Linked DNA regions of Homo sapiens: region 2 is linked to region 1. The links are chromatin loops, found by intact Hi-C in ENCODE. Cell type or tissue: CD4-positive, alpha-beta T cell. All regions are shown on one strand.

Region 1 (4,000 bases):
AGTGTTCTGTAGCACTATAGAGGGACTATAATAAACAACAGTATATTGTATACTTTCAAATAGCTAGAAGGGCGCATTTTGAATATTCTAAACACAAATATCAGATAAATGTTTGAGGTGATGTATATGTTAATTACCCTGATTTAATCATTACACATTAATATATGTGTATGAAAATAGCACACCATACCCCATAAATATGTACAATTATTATGTGTCAATTAAATAAAAAAACTGGATAAACATTTAATAAAGTGTACATAATAGCCCAAAATGCATGAGGAGCTAATAAAAAAACAGCTATTTAATAGTTTCTATCTACTATCCCAGAAAAATTATATACATGGGTGCTGAAAAAATAAGTACCTTTTCTTGCAGAAACTTTCTATTATTTTTTGAGAAATCATGGCAAATAAAGGCAAATGAAGCCCCTAGTGGGGAAAAAGTAGATTTTGGAAATTATGAAGTTCTTCAGTTACAAAATTTTGGAATGAAATAACCGACATATTGTTGGAGAGTATTCAGAACACTGGTAAACATGAGAAATCTGTAGGATGTTTTTAATGGTCATGTAAACCCAGGAGAGTCCAATAGATATAATGACTTTTGATTTGAGTGAAATGTTTGACAATGACTATTGTAAATTTTTGTGGGAGGTGAAGAAATGTGGATTGTGTGATAGTAAACTTTGAAGTACTGATGGATAGTTGGCCACTTATAGCCGGAGTGTTGAATTTTAATTGAAAAGCAGGCTCTGTCTTGGCTCTTCCTGTTCAATTATTTCTATCAAAGACTCATGAAAATTGAGCACATATCTTGAGCCCACTGTCTGTACAACTAGAGTGAAGGGAGGGGATAGATACTGTTTTTTTCTCTTCTTAAAAATTGTGGTCAGGGCGTGGTGGCTCACGCCTGTAATGCTAGCACTTTGGGAGGCCGAGATGGGTAGATCACTTCAGGTTAGGAGTTCGAGACCAGCCTGGCCAACATGGTGAAATCCTGCCTCTACCAAAAAAATACAAAAATTAGCCAGATATGGTGTCACATGTCTGTAGTCCCAGCTACTTGGGAGGCTAAGTCATGAGAATTGCTTGAACCCATGATGCAGAGGTTGCAGTGAGCAGAGATTGAACCACTGTACTCCAGTTTGGGTGATGGAGTAAGACTCTGTCTCAAAAAAATAAAATAAAAAATATGGTAAAAACACATAACATAAAATTTACCATCTTAACTGTCCACTTACCACTTTAAGTGTAGAGTTCAGTAGTGTTAAGTATATTTACATTGTTATCAAGCAGATCTCCAGAACTTTTCTATCTTGCAGATCGGAAACTCTATATCCTTTAAACATCTCACCTCCCCACTACCCCCTGCCCCTGGTAATCACCATGCTACTTTCAAATTCTAGGAATTTGACTACTTTAGTTATTTATTTTTTTAGAGACAGGGTCTCACTGTGTCACCCAGGCTTTAGTACAGTGGTGCGATCATAGTTCACTGCAGCCTTAAATTCCTGTGCTCAAGCCATCCTCCCAGCTCAGTCTCCCAAGTAGCTAGGACTACAAGTGTGCACCACCACCACTGGCTAATTTTTTATCTTTTATTTTTGTTGTAGAGATTAGGGTATGTTGCCCAGACTGGTCTCAATTTCTTGGCCTCAAGTCATCCTCCTGCCTCGGCCTCTAAGGATTTGGCTACTTTAGATGCCTCATATAAGTATAATCATACAGCATTTGTCCTTTTTCATGACTGATTTATTCCATTTGGCATAATGTTTTTAAGATTCTTCTGTGCTGTAGTGTGCAATAGGATTTCCTTCCTTTTTAAGGCTGAATAGTAATCCCTCGTGTGTATATACCACATGTTGTTTATCCATTCATTCCTCAGTGGAAATTTGAGTTGCTTCTCCCTCTTGGTTATTGTGAATATGGGTCTGCAAATATCTCTGTGAGATCCCACTTTGAATTATTTTGGATTTACACCCAGAAGTGGAATTGCTGGATCATACCTCTGTACAGGTTTTTTTTTTTTTTTTTTTTTTTTGAGATGGAGTCTTGCTCTGTCGCCCAGGCTGGAATGCAGTGGCGTGATCTCAGCTCACTGCAACCTCCGCCTCCCGGGTTCAAGCAATTCTCTTTTCTCAGCCTCCTGAGTAGGTGGGATTACAGGCGTGTGCCACCACGCCTGGCTAATTTTTGAATTTTTAGTAGAGATGGGGTTTCACCATGTCGGTCAGGCTGGTCTCGAACTCCTGACCTCATGATCTGCCCACCTCGGCCTCCCAAAGTGTTGGGATAACAGGCGTGAGCCACGCACCTGGCTCTGTACTGTTTCAATAGCAGTTGCACTATTTTACAATCCTATCAACATGGCACAGAAGTTCCAATTCCTCTATATTCTCACCAATTCTTTCTTTTTTTTTTTTTTGAAACAGTAGCCACCCTAATGTATTTGAAGGATCGATAATATTTTAAGATACTTAGCATTCAAAAAGCTTTTAGTAACTAGAGTGATGGATTAAATGCATATATGATGAAATTCAGAGTAATTTTTTAAGTTTACGATGGAGGATACTAGACTTAATATTGACCTATATGCAAATATCTTACTTGATTTTATACGGACATTTTGGTTAGCAATATTATTTGGTGGCAATAACAAAAACTCAGAATGCAATAAAAGAAGTAGAGTGGTCAGATTACAGGGAGAGAATAGTGCTTTGGTACTGTGTACTGGTCAGACCATATCAGGAGGGTCGTGTCAACATCTGCCTGTTAGACACAGACCTGGAAGTTGATAAACATCTGACGTGCCACAGGGAGCCATACCCAGAAAGGGTCTGGAAGCTGTGACCTGTCAGTCAGTGAGGGAACTAGGGCTCAACCTGAGGAAGAACAGAAGCAGATAGTTGTCTTCATATGATTTAAAGTGGTGTCATGTGGAAGACGGTGAAGGCTTAGCTTTCCTGTTCGATGACAGAACAACAACAACAACAACAAAACATTATGTGGAACTAGAGAGAAGTGTGTTTCTAATCAACCTGAGGAAAAACTTTCTGGCAGGCAGAAGGGTACAACTGTGAAACCTGCTGATTCACAGCCTAGAGAGTTCCCTCTTCCCATGTGGAGAGGGAGGTGTTCAAGGATAGGCTGGATGATGGCGGGAGCATGGCTGTAAAGTATAGTCTTCTACTGGAGGGGAAATCTGGCAAGATGAATCTATATTCTGTGCACAAGAGAGTAGGAGAAGGTAGACAAAACATAGTTCCAGAGGCAAAACCTCTAACATATAGTAGGTGGTCATTCTTGCCTGCCCAGGCTCAACCCTACCTAGACTCTGAATAAATCTCCTTCTTAGGAGGAATCTGAAACTCTGTCCTGACTGCTGAGAATCCACTCAGGGGTGATGCTGAGCTACCGTCCGCTCCACACTGCCACCAAATGTCACACGGAGCCCAAGGTCTGACCCACTGCAAACCTCTCTGAACCTTGTTCTTCAGAGTTTCCTGCCTCACACTTGACTCTTTACAGCTTCACGTTTAATTCACACTCACACATGTGCCTTTCCTCTTGCTGGTCCCTTTACTTGGACTGTCAGCTCTTTTCTCATCCGTACTCACTCATTATTTTTCCTGGGCTGGCTTAGGGGCCTCTCCCTGCTATTCTCTGAATACCCAAGGCAGGTCAGGCAGGTGAGGTTTTTCCCCCACCCCCCACTAGGTGGCTGTTCCCCCACCTCCCACTAGACTGTGAGCTCTTTCCAAGCAGGTCCTAGATGTTGATCTTTATTAGTGCAAACAATGTTTATCGAATGAAATAAAATGGGGCAGAGTCTTTTGTTTGTGTGTCCTAGTGCCTAGTGTAGTGCTTAACATGTAGTTGCTTAATGATTTTTGGAGTAATAGAAGACTTAAATATTTGTATTTCTTTCACTCGAGGTCATAAAATCATCATATGGCTCTCAGAAACCTTAATGTGGTTGGGATGTGCCTGGTGAATCA
Region 2 (4,000 bases), 180 kb before region 1:
AAAATGTATTATATAGATATTGAATTAAAAAAATAATGAATGAGTAGAAATGCTGACATTGGACTCTGTTGGCTGGGCAGGTACATTTTGCCCCATAAATAGATTCTAAGTTCCTAAGATACATATTTTTTCAGACCTCACATTACCCAGTTGAGTTTGGAGTATGACATCGATATTTGACAAAACTCTTATTCTCTTCATTTTTTGCTCTTTTGGCCATATTTAGGTTTTGGTATCCTAAGAAATCCATGGAGTGACTTACTGAAGAGTTAACTTCTTGGATAAATGGCTATAAAAAATCAAATTTTTATGGTGCTACACACTGCAGTGACTCAATATTTTTTTATTGACCACAACAATTCATGCCTCACCTTCCAGGCTGATACGTGCTGTTGCTGAATGCTACTGGCGCGCTGCCATGCTCCATCTTAGCTAAATTTCAGTAGAGAATGAGGTATGCAGTTTGTAAACTGCTTTGGGGAATGTTGCACAGGAAGTCATTTTCATTTGGTTGCAGATCAACAGGAAATAAGGCTTAGTTGCCAAACAAAAGCAAGAAAAGCAACCAAGCATATTATTCCTTCCTTTGGGGCTTTCATTATTCTAAGAATCATTAGCATCACCTAAGACAGTGGAAGTTATCCCAGCTATCTCAGTTTCACATATAGAGGACATTTTGATAGGAAGAAGGTATTTAGTATTCTGTTCCAGTTTTTCTTTGCATTCTCCCATACACTGCTTTTGAACTTTGTCATATCTTCTAACCATCCATCTGATACATTTTAAGAGTTCTACTCCTTTCTTTACTAAAATGGGTCTGGCTTCCTGAATTACAGACTACTCCTATCTATGAGACATTTATTTCGGCCAGTTCTGTTATTCATTATTCTTCTCATTGGCATTAATATTGATGGGAATACAAGATTACTTACTTTAAAATCTGATCCTCTTTGAAGTAATTCTGATTGTGTAGGCTTGGCCATCTTTTAAATTAGAATGCCCTAACGTTATCCCTGTTAGGAACTCTGCATCATGAGACTCAGAGGGAGCGCATGACAGAATGGAAACTTTATTCGAATCCTTGGCATGTTTTAATTTCACATTGCTTTTTTATATTAATTTAATTTCCTTCCAGAAGGAAAGTTGGCAGTCATTTAGAGAAGTGCTAAGGGAGGTTGGAATCATTGCAGTTGAAATGCATGTGCAGGTCCCTAATCTGTAGATTATTGACATAATGAACTCTAAAACTCTTAATAATCATGTCACTGTGTACTGACAGCCTGCATTTAGAGAGCTTTAGTGCACGAGTTCTGTACATAATGTCGGCTCTACTTCATTGGGTTGGGTAGAAGTTGGCATGTTATCGCAGAGTGAGAGCTCACCTAGCATGTGCCAGAGACCACTCGTCAGGGCAGACCAGGAATCCTTTACTTCCATCTGCTTTATTTCTCCCTTTTCAGGTATGGAAATGTCAGCCCATAATATGCTGTATTTCCTTCAAATTTTTAACAGATTTGGATTTTTAAGAACAACTAACTTCAGACATTTTCATTGTTTGCAAAAGAAAACAAAATAAAACACCTTTTGGGAATTCAACTTTTGATTGCTGCATTTTTGCCTCGAAGGAATCCGTACATCCACGCTGGCACATGTTGGACATTCAGTATTAAAGTGTGCAGTCCTCTTCGCTTGCTGCCCAGCAAGTCATGGCAGACACACGGCTCTTCCCCTAACTAAAGCTATATATTTTTTTCTTACACCTGGACCAAATGCTTCAGATTTATTATCAAATGTGACATGGATGATTCAAACAAAAACAAATGCTCTTGAGTTTGAAAATAGAAATTTAAAAGACTAAATATTTGCATTTAGAAAGGAAAAGAAAATAACAGAAATCTCTGTGGCAGACCATTCCTTGAAATTATTCTCGCCAAATTATAATCATGCACTTTCCACTCTCTTTAATTAAACATTAGATTTCATTTATTCTCTATACATTTGCTTCAAGTAAATCAGAATGCCCATCCTTTTTTGTCATTGTAAATGTATTTCAACTTCGTGGCCTGCACATGATCAGGCACATTAGATAATTTTTAAGCGAATCTCAGTGATACTATATATTTTTTCAAATTTTATACTTTATGTTATATTTATAGTGATGAATCTGATCTTAAATTTTATAATATGTAAAGTGTGTAAGAGCTTGATGACATTTTTCACAACTACATTTATACATTTCTGCAAAGAACTTGTTGGTGATAGAGGGATGGAGGAATTTGTTTTGATCATATTATCACAGGTAGGTAAAGCTGTTGGCTGCTGTTCTGAGGAAGCTACAGTGATGAGAAAGGTCACAGTGCATTAATTTATATCACGTCTTCTATTTTGAGAGCCTTGGACCTTTACATGAAAGCCCAAAAGAACTTTCTATCTACCAGATTTGCAATTGTTTGAATTGCTCAGATAATATAGCCAAATAGCAGTCTATAACTATTAAAGACAAGCTTTCTAGTGGTTGAAATAAGAGTCTGCTCTTAAAAGTCTTAATTGTTTTATGTGGTAAAACCATTTAGTGGATTTTTAAGGAAAAAAAATTAGCCAGATTTATTTCTTATCACTGTTCATACAATTTCAAAGAATAAATGTTAACTAACTGAACCAGTGGTTTAACCCAGATGGGTAAATTGACTAGTTGATCTTATGTAATTGCAGATAAATTTTGCAAAATGACAGCAGTAGAACTGCTATAGACATTCTGGGGCAAGTTGAATTTTTGTAGGGTATGTTGTGCTTTTTTGTGATGATAGAGGTAATTCTGGGTATTTAATTGATACAATGAATTACTCAAACTCCCTTTAAATTTTTACTTTGCTTACCATTGACCATTTTATAATTTACAAGCATTTCCACAGGTTTGTGGGAAAAAGATATGCCAGGTCAGTTGGACAGTTTATTTTATCTAAAAGTTCCATAGAATATGAAGTTTAAATTAATGCTAAAGAAAGGCTTAGAATTGTCTGTACATGTTCAATTATCCATCATGTGCTCCACTCCCTACTCCTTGCAGAACAATAAAAACGCTTTAAATCTATTCACTGACATTTTCTTTAAAACTGGAGGAAATGAAGGGGAGAAGCAAGTTCCCATCACCATAGTCCTAAAACATTAGAAAGAATCCCTTCTCCATATCTCTTGGGTTGTATAGTATTTACCTGCTCGCAAGAAAGTGGGCAGCAGATGTTCCATTTTTATATTTAAAAGTTTCCTCTTTGGGGACTACTACTTATTTGCCTTAACTCCAATATCAGCTGATTGAACTCATAATGTTTCCACATTTTTGATCTAAAAATATGTGTGTGTATATATTCATACACCATATAAACTAGTTATTTACTTTGGATTATCCAAACCCATCTCTACCTTTGTAAGTATAGACTATATGGTTAACCTTTGGACAATTTTATTTCCCCTGTAGGATATTGGCATTCCAAAGAAAAATCTCATATCACCAATAATCTATTTTCTAAAGATTGAGTTGTATCAAATCATTAGGTCATTTTTATTTTCTCACCTCAGTTTTAGCAGGATCTGAGGACTTGTGCCAAATGTGAAGAAGGCCTTTGACAACACAAAAATAGCAGAATTATAGATTGCATCTATATCTTTTATTCATTAGAACTTTTCAATTGAAACAAAGTCAATTTTTTCAGTATCAGAGTAACACTACCAAGTTCTTTTGGGTTGTGGATACTGTGCAACCAAGTTGATCTGCCAAGCAAAATAAAAATATTTGGAATTATCCTAGCAACTTTCAGCTTATGTTTGAACTAAAGCCTCAATTGTAGAAAGATAGCAAGATTTGTTGCTGTGCAAACACATTTCCTACATCATCCACCAGATGGCCATGAAAAAAGAAAGTGCTTAAAGTGAAACTCTGATTGATGTTATTTAATGTAAAGTTTAAATCTAGATAAGCTCTGCCTACCTAGAAGTAACAAAA

The links. Hi-C counts contacts between places; a loop is a spot of excess contacts. Peaks named below come from ENCODE experiments on the same cell type or tissue, not always from the same donor. Only the 100,000 strongest peaks of a DNase experiment are listed, where the experiment ranks them.
Region 2: a loop joins it to region 1, with 5 times the contacts of the local background. A loop is called at or near these places in 2 of 110 quality-filtered maps.

The regions. Positions count from the first base shown.
Region 1 is chr4:120,870,194-120,874,193 of GRCh38, reverse strand. The region is part of intron 2 of PRDM5 (PR/SET domain 5); the gene reads left to right. Among named protein-coding and RNA genes, the nearest start is that of PRDM5, 51 kb to the left of the region's middle. In CD4-positive, alpha-beta T cell, no CTCF peak of the experiment used is centred here; no DNase peak of the experiment used is centred here.
Region 2 is chr4:121,050,366-121,054,365 of GRCh38, reverse strand. The region is part of intron 1 of NDNF (neuron derived neurotrophic factor); the gene reads left to right. Among named protein-coding and RNA genes, the nearest start is that of NDNF-AS1, 19 kb to the left of the region's middle. In CD4-positive, alpha-beta T cell, no CTCF peak of the experiment used is centred here; no DNase peak of the experiment used is centred here.